3 separate regions of the Homo sapiens genome follow, and all the other regions are linked to region 2. A link is a contact called in ENCODE Hi-C or POLR2A ChIA-PET data. All regions are on one chromosome and are shown on one strand. Each heading gives the region's core, a stretch centred on a gene start or an enhancer-like site at or near the end of the contact. The rest is flanking DNA. Distances are from core to core; before and after follow the strand shown.

The links. Hi-C counts contacts between places; a loop is a spot of excess contacts on that map. ChIA-PET counts read pairs that join two places held with the same protein, here RNA polymerase II (POLR2A). Pooled maps may share reads with other maps.
Region 1: a loop to region 2 is called in a map of CD8-positive, alpha-beta T cell, with 2.0 times the contacts of the local background. The contact joins the promoter of ATF6B here to the promoter of TAP2 in region 2. A Hi-C loop is called at or near these places in 3 of 168 maps with a recorded cell type or tissue (CD8-positive, alpha-beta T cell and naive thymus-derived CD4-positive, alpha-beta T cell) and 12 of 50 pooled maps. POLR2A ChIA-PET finds 5 or more read pairs at or near these places in 5 of 52 experiments (CD4-positive, alpha-beta T cell, WTC11, activated B cell and 2 more).
Region 3: a pooled map shows a loop between it and region 2 (15-fold over the local background). The contact joins the enhancer-like site here to the promoter of TAP2 in region 2. A Hi-C loop is called at or near these places in 3 of 50 pooled maps. POLR2A ChIA-PET finds 5 or more read pairs at or near these places in 2 of 52 experiments (activated B cell and activated CD4-positive, alpha-beta T cell).

What each region holds. Positions count from the first base shown.
Region 1 is chr6:32,126,291-32,129,536 of GRCh38, reverse strand. It overlaps ATF6B (activating transcription factor 6 beta), which reads left to right and starts at 1,291. Exons shown (of 18, transcript NM_004381.5): 1 at 1,291-1,420; 2 at 1,787-1,866; 3 at 2,017-2,095; 4 at 2,343-2,434. The coding sequence starts at 1,330. It overlaps FKBPL (FKBP prolyl isomerase like), which reads left to right. Exons shown (of 2, transcript NM_022110.4): 2 at 1-830. The coding sequence ends at 806.
Region 2 is chr6:32,837,406-32,840,741 of GRCh38, reverse strand. It overlaps TAP2 (transporter 2, ATP binding cassette subfamily B member), which reads left to right and starts at 2,003. Exons shown (of 12, transcript NM_001290043.2): 1 at 2,003-2,089; 2 at 2,505-3,001; 3 at 3,091-3,205. The coding sequence starts at 2,509. PSMB8 (proteasome 20S subunit beta 8) reads left to right here. Exons shown (of 6, transcript NM_148919.4): 6 at 1-25.
Region 3 is chr6:32,270,294-32,273,697 of GRCh38, reverse strand. The region is part of intron 1 of TSBP1-AS1 (TSBP1 and BTNL2 antisense RNA 1); the gene reads right to left. Among named protein-coding and RNA genes, the nearest start is that of TSBP1-AS1, 17 kb to the right of the region's middle. Within about 2 kb of position 2,122, at least 3 of the 41 ENCODE cell types and tissues checked have a DNase peak (open chromatin) inside an H3K27ac peak, as active enhancers do.

The DNA.
Region 1 (3,246 bases), core at 42-2,541, 710 kb after region 2:
GATCAACCAGTCAGATGCCAGAGGCCCTTCAAGCTTCTGATCTCTGGTACTGCCCCGATGGGAGCTTTGTCAAGAAGATCGTAATCCGTGGCCATGGCTTGGACAAACCCAAACTAGGCTCCTGCTGCCGGGTACTGGCTTTGGGGTTTCCTTTCGGATCAGGGCCGCCAGAGGGCTGGACAGAGCTAACTATGGGCGTAGGGCCATGGAGGGAGGAAACTTGGGGGGAGCTCATAGAGAAATGCTTGGAGTCCATGTGTCAAGGTGAGGAAGCAGAGCTTCAGCTGCCTGGGCACTCTGGACCTCCTGTCAGGCTCACACTGGCATCCTTCACTCAAGGCCGAGACTCCTGGGAGCTGGAGACTAGCGAGAAGGAAGCCCTGGCCAGGGAAGAACGTGCAAGGGGCACAGAACTATTTCGAGCTGGGAACCCTGAAGGAGCTGCCCGATGCTATGGACGGGCTCTTCGGCTGCTCCTGACTTTACCCCCACCTGGCCCTCCAGAACGAACTGTCCTTCATGCCAATCTGGCTGCCTGTCAGTTGTTGCTAGGGCAGCCTCAGTTGGCAGCCCAGAGCTGTGACCGGGTGTTGGAGCGGGAGCCTGGCCATTTAAAGGCCTTATACCGAAGGGGGGTTGCCCAGGCTGCCCTTGGGAACCTGGAAAAAGCAACTGCTGACCTCAAGAAGGTGCTGGCGATAGATCCCAAAAACCGGGCAGCCCAGGAGGAACTGGGGAAGGTGGTCATTCAGGGGAAGAACCAGGATGCAGGGCTGGCTCAGGGTCTGCGCAAGATGTTTGGCTGATTAAAAGTTAAACCTTAAAAGAGACAGGAACTTGTGAATTGTGGTCTGTGCTGTGAGATTTGGGGGTGGGGGGCCAGAGGGAAGGTTTCAGCCCATATCCCATTCTCAGCTTTTGGCTTCCTAGGGGAGGTAGCAGTGGTCACAGTGCGCCCCTTTTGAGGGGCTTATCTATCTCCGAGGACACATAGAAGCTGTCTAAACTAAACTTAGTAGTGGCTGGGGGAGATGGTGGACCTTAATACTGGGTACTACATCTCCCAGGCGCTTTATCACTGGAGCCTGTTTGGCGCATGCGCTTGGCGGTATGGCACTGTCTGGAAGTTACTTCCTGCTGCTGTGCTCCCATTGGGCCCGCCTACACAGTCATCCGCATCTGTTGATTCACGTGCTCAGCACCCAGGTCTCTTACTGGTCGGTAGAGCTTCCGGGACGCCCCCTTTTTTGAAAGAGTCAACTGATTAGTTGGTGATGGGGAGAGGCGGGCCTTGGGAACCGTCTCCTGGTTGGGGGGTGGGGGGGAAAGATGGCGGAGCTGATGCTGCTCAGCGAGATTGCTGACCCGACGCGTTTCTTCACCGACAACCTGCTTAGCCCGGAGGACTGGGGTCTGCAGAGTGAGGCACCGGGGAGGGGAGAGGGCTGTGGCAAACTGTCCCTGAGGCACGCGGGAAAGAAGCGGGGGCCTAAAGAGGAAGTCTGGGCAAATACGGAATCCGCCATCTGAAGGAGAGCGGAGCAGGGGGCTCGTTGTGCATTAAGGGGGATACAAAAGTCAGGGAAGAACTCTGCTCCCTGCTGGAACGTCGAGTTGTTCCGGGGTCGGGGAAGGAGGGGCTGAAGCGCCCTGGTTGTATCACTTTTCAAGTGGGCGGGCGGTGGGTCTGGCCGAGCGGAGCCAATGAGGGATGGGGCGGGGGCTTGTGTGCGATCTGTAGGCTGGGGCCACCGAACGACCCCCCGACGCTCAGCATTTCTTGCAGACAGCACCTTGTATTCTGGCCTAGATGAAGTGGCCGAGGAGCAGACGCAGCTCTTCCGTTGCCCGGAGCAGGATGTCCCGGTATTGTGTCCCCAGCCTTTCTCTAACCCTTGGTGGGTGGAAAGTGAGCCCAGAACCTGGACCCATTCACAGGCCATAACTCATCTGGAGTCACCCCTACTTTCTCATCCTTTCTCACACTCCTGCCCTCTTGTATCCTCCCTTATTTAGTTTGACGGCAGCTCCCTGGACGTGGGGATGGATGTCAGCCCCTCTGAGCCCCCATGGGAACTCCTGCCGATCTTCCCAGGTAAGGTAGTCTTTGTCGTTCCCTCAGATTTCCAGAAACCCTCATCTTCCCACTGTTTCCCAGAAACTACGTAGCTTCCTATATCCTCACGCTTCTACATAAGTGCCTATCCTCTCTCCTTCAATCCCCTATTTTTGTTTCTTCTCCCTTGCTGCGGTACAGGAATCCCCACCGACATGTCCTTGGGTACTTTTTGGACTCTTCTTAAGCTCTGCTTCCTGATAATTTCTAACTCCCTTTCCTCCAGATCTTCAGGTGAAGTCTGAGCCATCTTCCCCCTGCTCTTCCTCCTCCCTCAGCTCCGAGTCATCGCGTCTCTCCACAGAGCCATCCAGCGAGGTGAGAGAGCCATATCCCTCTTACTCTCTGTGACGGGGACTCTGCTTCATTCCCTTCACCCGTGGGTGACAAAGAAATGATTTAAATGATTTGTGTGCTATGAGTCATGAGGTGTGTGAGGTGTGGGGGGCCTTCTCCACTACCTTTGCCGTTTCCTTAATATCTTCATTTTCCACATCCCCTTTGGTTATCTAGCAGTGAAGATTTTTTTGTTTGTTTGTTTTTTGTTTTTTGCTTTTTTTTGAGATAGGGCCTCCCTCTGTCACCCAAACTACAGTGTAGTGACAGGGTCACAGCTCACTGTAGCCTTGACCTCCTGAGCTCAGGTGATCCTCCTGCCTCAGCCTCCTGAGTAGTTGGGACCACAGACACATGCCACCATGTCTGGCTAATTTTTTTTATTGTTTGTAAAAATGGGGTCTTCCTATGTTGCCCAGAGTGGACTTAAACTCCTGGGCTCAAGTGATCCTCCCACCTTGGCATCCCAAAGTGCTTGGATTACAGGTATAAGCCACCACGCCTGATCTTGGGTCTTTTTAATATAAAGAGTTATGTGGGGCTGGGAAGAAGAGAGTTATTGACTGCTGAGAATTCTGGAACTGTTCTTGCCCAAGTTGTCCACTCTGAGGCCATATTTGAAGTCATGAGACTTCATCAATTCTCCCAGAAATAAAGTAGAAAGAATGAACAGGTTAGAAAGATGGTCAGTACCATTCAGACCAGAATGTCAAATAATTGATGGCTTGTAAGCCCTAAACTTCTAAAGCTTTTGTTCTCGCTCTTACTGTCAACATCTCCCTTGTTTTTTGCCC
Region 2 (3,336 bases), core at 754-3,253:
GAATAAAGAAAAACGGTTATAAATACCTCTGTCTTGTGGCTGAATGGGGTTGGGCCTGTGGTTGTTGGGTGGGGCAGAAAGTAAAGAGACGCTTTTTCTGGAGAAGGGGCTCAGACCCCTATCTAAGAAATGTGGCCTCACCACATAGTTCTTCCTGGGGTTTCCTTCCACACTCATCTCTCCAAGACCTCAGGAAGGCTGCTCATTGCTGTCCATGGACACTTGTTTGCAATTTCACATAGGTTAGGGTCCTTTCCATAGAGAGGCACCTGGGGACTCCTGTGTGTTCCATTGTTAATGGTTTGAGGAACAGGGAGTAGGGCACCTAGGATAACTGTTTTTGACTTTATAGAGTAGGATGAAAAAGCTTCCACTTCACTTTAATATGGTAATCATATAAACACCATACCATTTATCCCAAATAACACTTTGGAGATATTGGATATTGAATATAAAGACAGACATTAAGGGTCTAATTTCATGATGTGTCATGCTGAATTGCAAGATGGCAGGACTATAATTTTAGAGGAAGAAGAGATCAGGAGGACTCCCCTAAGTGAGGAGTGTGGGGAAAATGTAAAAGATCCAGGTTAGAAGAAAGAGACACACATCATGAGATTTTCGGAATCATGCTGGAACTATGGACCATGTCACTTTCCAGAAAATAAAGGAAACAAATGCTTGAAAGTAGGAGCATGAGCTTGAGCATGGAGCTTTTTTCATTAGAGAGAGATTCTTAAAATGCCAGAATGAATAGAGTTGTAAAACTTTAGCGAGCCCCTACTTAAAATCCCTCCTCCCCACCACCACTATTTTAAACTTTAAGTGACTCCTTGGTAGTCACACAGGTAACATTTCAAAATGGTGATCTGGAATCCAAGCGACCCTTCCTTTGGGGAATTTGTTTGTTTGTTTGTTTTTAGTTTGGGAGGTGGTTTCAATCTGAAGAGTCCTTTCTGGAATAAACGAATCTTTCTGTTGCATAGGAAGGCTCTGGGTCAGGAAGGATATTTAAAAACCTAATTACTGTTCTAAACAGTGTTAAAATAGAACAAGAACCAAAGCTCAGTACGGGGCATTTCCCTCATAGGCTGAAGGTGCGCCCAACATAATTTGGAGTACAGACTCAGAGGCACCTGAACACGCGCCAGCTCAAGGTGCTCCGGCTGAGAAGGACGGATGAAGATGAACGCTCAGGGCCTACTAAATTCAAAGTCTGTACGTGAAAATCCCCTTTGGCCTGGTGAGATTGGTTGGAACCTTCTATTTAGGAGAGCCCGGCTCGCTCGCCTAAAACTGGAGCTTGCATGGAAGAGGGCACTTTTTTTTTTTTTAGACGAAGTCTCACTCTTGTCGCCCAGGCTGGAGTGCAATGACCCGATCTCGGCTCACTGAAACCTCTGCCTCCTGAGTTCAAGCGATTCCCCTGCCTCAGCCTCCCGAGTAGCTGGGATTACAGGCGTCCGCCACCACGCCCTGGCTAATTTTTGTATTTTTAGTAGAGACAGGGTTTCACCATGTTGGCCAGGCTGGTCTCGAACCCCTGACCTCAGGCGATCCGCCCGCCTCGGCCTCCCAAAGTGCTGTGATTACAGGCGTGAGCCACCGCGCCGGACCAGAAAGAAGGCACTTCTTAATAGTAGGCTCAGAGCTTGAAGTAGTAACTTTGAGAAAATTCAGTGATTCTCCAATTACAAAGCATTCTCCAATTACAAAGCAAGGACAACAGATAAAGTTGCCCTTGAGACAACTGTATTTTACTTAATGATAAAGAAACATTTTTGCAGTTTTATATCCCAGAGTAACCGCCACTAAAGGCGAGTGAGACTCATTGCAGGCCTGTACAGTGCGAACCAGAGTTCGGGCTCCAGTTCCGCTGTCTGCGGGTCTCGCGCGCCCCCTCCCGGCGGCCCAGCCCAGAATGAAGGCCTTGGCTGGGGAAGCGAAAGCGAAAGCTGCCCGAGCCCTGACGCCCGCCCTGGCCGAGCGTAGCTGGCGGACCAGAGCCGGTAGCGAGGTTGGGAGAGACGGAGCGGACCTCAGCGCTGAAGCAGAAGTCCCCGGAGCTGCGGTCTCCCCGCCGCGGCTGGTGAGTTGGTGCGGAGGGGAACCTGGAGCGCCAACAGGGACGCAGCCCAAGTGACTACCCACTCCACGCTCCTGCTTCCCAGTCCCTCTGCACCCGGCGATAGGAGGGAGCGGAGCCCGGACCACTTAGCTCGCCGCGGCAGGCGGGGGTGGGGGTGGGGGTCCGGGGATTTTTTTTTTTTTTTTTTAAGCACGAGGCTCCTGATGGTCATGCTTCCAGCTCCCCAGAAGGCCGAAAGCTGTCTGTCGTAGGAGGGGTGTACGGATGAGCACCGGTTACTCAGGAGAGCTCTCAGGGTTGAATAGGATAAAATGAGAAGCCGATGGACGGGTTAGGCGGAGCCGGGCGGGTAGGAGGGCAGGGACAAGGATTGGGACTCCACCCCCATGATTTCTCATCTCGTATCCGTTGACAGAGCCATGCGGCTCCCTGACCTGAGACCCTGGACCTCCCTGCTGCTGGTGGACGCGGCTTTACTGTGGCTGCTTCAGGGCCCTCTGGGGACTTTGCTTCCTCAAGGGCTGCCAGGACTATGGCTGGAGGGGACCCTGCGGCTGGGAGGGCTGTGGGGGCTGCTAAAGCTAAGAGGGCTGCTGGGATTTGTGGGGACACTGCTGCTCCCGCTCTGTCTGGCCACCCCCCTGACTGTCTCCCTGAGAGCCCTGGTCGCGGGGGCCTCACGTGCTCCCCCAGCCAGAGTCGCTTCAGCCCCTTGGAGCTGGCTGCTGGTGGGGTACGGGGCTGCGGGGCTCAGCTGGTCACTGTGGGCTGTTCTGAGCCCTCCTGGAGCCCAGGAGAAGGAGCAGGACCAGGTGAACAACAAAGTCTTGATGTGGAGGCTGCTGAAGCTCTCCAGGCCGGACCTGCCTCTCCTCGTTGCCGCCTTCTTCTTCCTTGTCCTTGCTGTTTTGGGTGAGTCAGGAGAGGACGTTGTGAGTTGGAGGTGGTAAAAGGGCCTGGGCACCAGCACATTCTTGTGTTATTTTTCATGCCTCTTTCAGGTGAGACATTAATCCCTCACTATTCTGGTCGTGTGATTGACATCCTGGGAGGTGATTTTGACCCCCATGCCTTTGCCAGTGCCATCTTCTTCATGTGCCTCTTCTCCTTTGGCAGGTAGGTGGTGGGCAGCTGGGTCCATTTGCTAGCCCCAAATCTTTATAGGGGTCTTCACTTCCCTAACTCCATTTCTAGGCCCTTTCAGGCGCAAAACACAAAAATACTTAAACTAAAATATGGTGAATGTA
Region 3 (3,404 bases), core at 873-3,372, 570 kb after region 2:
TGCTGACTATTCCCTTTGCCATGCAAAAGCTCTTAAATTAAGTCCCAGCTATTTATCTTTGTTTTTATTGCATTTGCTTTTGGTTCTTGGTCATGAAATCCTTGCCTAAGCCAATGTCTACAAGGGTTTTTCCAATGTTACCTTCTAGAATTTTTATAGTTTCAGGTCTTAGATTTAAGTCCTTAGTCCTTCTTGAGTTGATTTTTGTATAAGGTGAGAGATGAGGATCCAGTTTCATTCTCCTACATGTGGCTTGCCAATTATCCTAGCACCATTTGTTGAATAGGGTGTCCTTTACCCACTTTATGTTTTTGTTTTCTTTGTCAAAGATCAGCTGGCTGTAAGTATTTGGGTTTATTTCTGGGTTCTCTATTCTGTTCCATTGGTCTTTGTCCCTATTTTTATACCAGTACTATCCTGTTTTGGTGACTATGGCCTTACAGTATAGTTTGAAATCAGGTAATGTGATGCCTCCAGATTTGTTCTTTTCCCTTAGCCTTGCTTTGGCTATTTGGGCTCTTCTTTGGTTCCATATGAATTTTAGGATTTTTTTTTCTAGTTCTGTGAAGAATGATGCTGGTATTTATATGGGAATTGCATTGAATTTGTAGATTGCTTTTGGCAGTATGGTCATTTTCACAATATTGATTCTACCCATCCACGAGCATGGGGTGTGTTTCCATTTGTTTGTGTCATCTATGATTGTTTTCAGCAGTGTTTTGTAGTTTTCCTTGTAGAGGTCTTTCACCTCCTTGGTTAGGTATATTCCTAAGTTTTTTTGATTGTGTGATTTGTTTGTTTGTTTGTTGCAGCTATTGTAAAAAGTGGTTGAGTTCTTGATTTGATTCTCAGCTTGGTCACTGTTGGTGTACAGGAGAGCTACTGATTTGTGTACATTAATTTTGTATCCAGGAAATTTGCTGAATTATTTTATCAGTTCTAGGAGCTTCTTGGAGGAGTCTTCTGGGTTTTCCAGGTATACAATCATATCATCAGCAAACAGTGACAGTTTGACTTCCTCTTTACCAACTTGGATGCCTTTATTCTTTCTCTTGTCTGATTGCTCTGGCTAGGACTTCCAGTACTATGTTGAAGTGGTGAAAGTGGGCATCCTTGTCTTGTTCCAATTCTCAGAGGGAATGCTTTCAACTTTTCCCCATTCAGTATTATGTTGGCTGTGCGTTTATCATACATGGTTTTTATTACATTGAGGTATGTCCCTTGTAGGCTGATTTTGCTGAGAGTTTTAATCATAAAAGGATGCTGCATTTTGTCAAATGCTTTTTCTGTGTCTATTGAGATGATCATGTGATTTTTGTTTTTAATTGTTTATGTGGTGTATTACATTTATTGACGTGCATATGTTAGACCATCCCTGCATCCCTGCTATGAAACCCACTTGATCATGGTGGATTATCTTTTTGATATGTTGTTGGATTTGGTTAGCTGGTATCTTGTTAAGGATTTTTGCATCTATGTTCATCAGGGATATTGGTCTTCAGTTTTCTTTTTTGTTGTTGTTATGTTCTTTTGTTCTTTCCTGGCTTTGGTATTAGGATGATACTGGCTTCATAAAATGATTTAGGGAGGATTCCTTCTTTCTCTATCTTGTGGAATAGTGTCAATAGGATTGGTACCAATTCTTCTTTGAATGTCTGGTAGAACTCAGTTGTGAATCCGTCTGGCCCTGGACTTTTTTTTTTGTAATTTTTTTATTACCATTTCAATCTTGCTGCTTGTTATTGGTCTGTTCAGGGTATCTAATTCTTCCTGATTTAAGGTAGGAGGGTTTTCTCTTCCCAGGAATGTATCGATCTCCTCCAGGTTTTCTAGTTTATGCACATAAAGGTGTTCATAGTAGCCTCAAATGATCTTTTGTATTTCTGTGGTGTCAGTTGTACTATCTCCCATTTCATTTCTACTTGAGCTTCTTTGGATTTTCTCTCTTCTTGGTTAATCTTGCCAATGGTCTATCAAGTTTATTTATCTTTTCAAAGAACCAGCTTTTTGTTTCACTTCTGTATTTTTTTGTTTCAATTTCATTTAGCTCTGCTCTGATCTGGGTTATTTCCTTTCTTCTGCTGGCTTTGGGCTTGGTTCTTGTTTCTCTAGTTCCTTGAGGTGTGACCTTAGGTTGTCTATTTGTGCTCTTTCAGACTTCCTGATGTAGGCATATAGGGCTAAGAACTTTCCTCTTAGCACCGCCTTTGCTGTATCCCAGAGGTTTTTGTAGGTCATGTCACTATTGTTATTCAGCTTGAATAATTTTTTAATTTTCATCTTGATTTCATTGTTGACCCAATGATCATTCAGGAGCAGGTTATTTAATTTCCATGTATTTGCGTGGTTTTAAAGGTTCCTTTTGGAGCTGATTTCCAGTTTTATTTCACTGTGGTCTGAGACAGTGCTTAACATAATTTCAGTTTTCTTAAATTTATTGAGACTTGTTTTGTGCTCTATCATGTGGTCTATCCTGGAGAAAGTTCCATGTGCTGAAGAATTGAACGTATATTCTGCAGTTGTTGGGTAAAATGTTCTGTATATATCTGTTAAGTCTATTTGTTCCAGGGCATAGTTTAAATTCATTGTTTTTTTGTTGGCTTTCTGTCTTAATGATCTGTCTAGTGCTGTCAGTGGCGTATTAAAGTCCCCCACTAGTATTGTGTTGCTGTATATATCATTTCTTAGGTCTAGTAGTAATTGTTTTATAAATTTGGGAGCGCCAGTGTTAGGTGCATATATATTTAGGATTGTGATATTTTCCTGTTGGACAAGAAATGCCACATTTTAAAAATAAAAATTATCAAACTGGATTAAATGGCAATATAAATGTCAGTTGATAGGATAGTTAATACTATACTCAACAATGTAATGAAGAGTAAGAAAGGGCTGGGCTTTGTGGCTCATGCCTGTAGTCCCAGCACTTTGGGAGGCCCAAGGGAAGAGGGGCTGGCTCTCACTCCCCGCATCGCGGGGGGCGCCTGAGATAAGGTGGATCACCTGAGATAAGGAGTTCAGACCAGTCTGGCCAATATGGTAAAACCCCGTCTCAACTAAAAATACAAAAAAATTAGCTGGGTGTGGTGGCGGGCACCTGTAATCCCAGCTACTTCGGGAGGCTGAGGCAGAAGAATCGCTTGAACTCAGGAGACAGAGGTTGCAGTGAGTCGAAGTCACGCCATTGCACTCCAGCCCGGGCGACAAGAGCGAAACTCTGTCTCAAAAAAAAAAAGTAAGAAAGAACTCAAACTTATACGTAGTGATCATGACAATAAGGAATTTTGTCTGTGTGAGCTCTGAAAATTTTATAAAGTTTTTAAATATGGAGTTCATGCTTAGTGATTGAGTTATTTAATGTCAAATGATATCTAAGCATTTATTTTTAACATTTCATTAATCAAGTA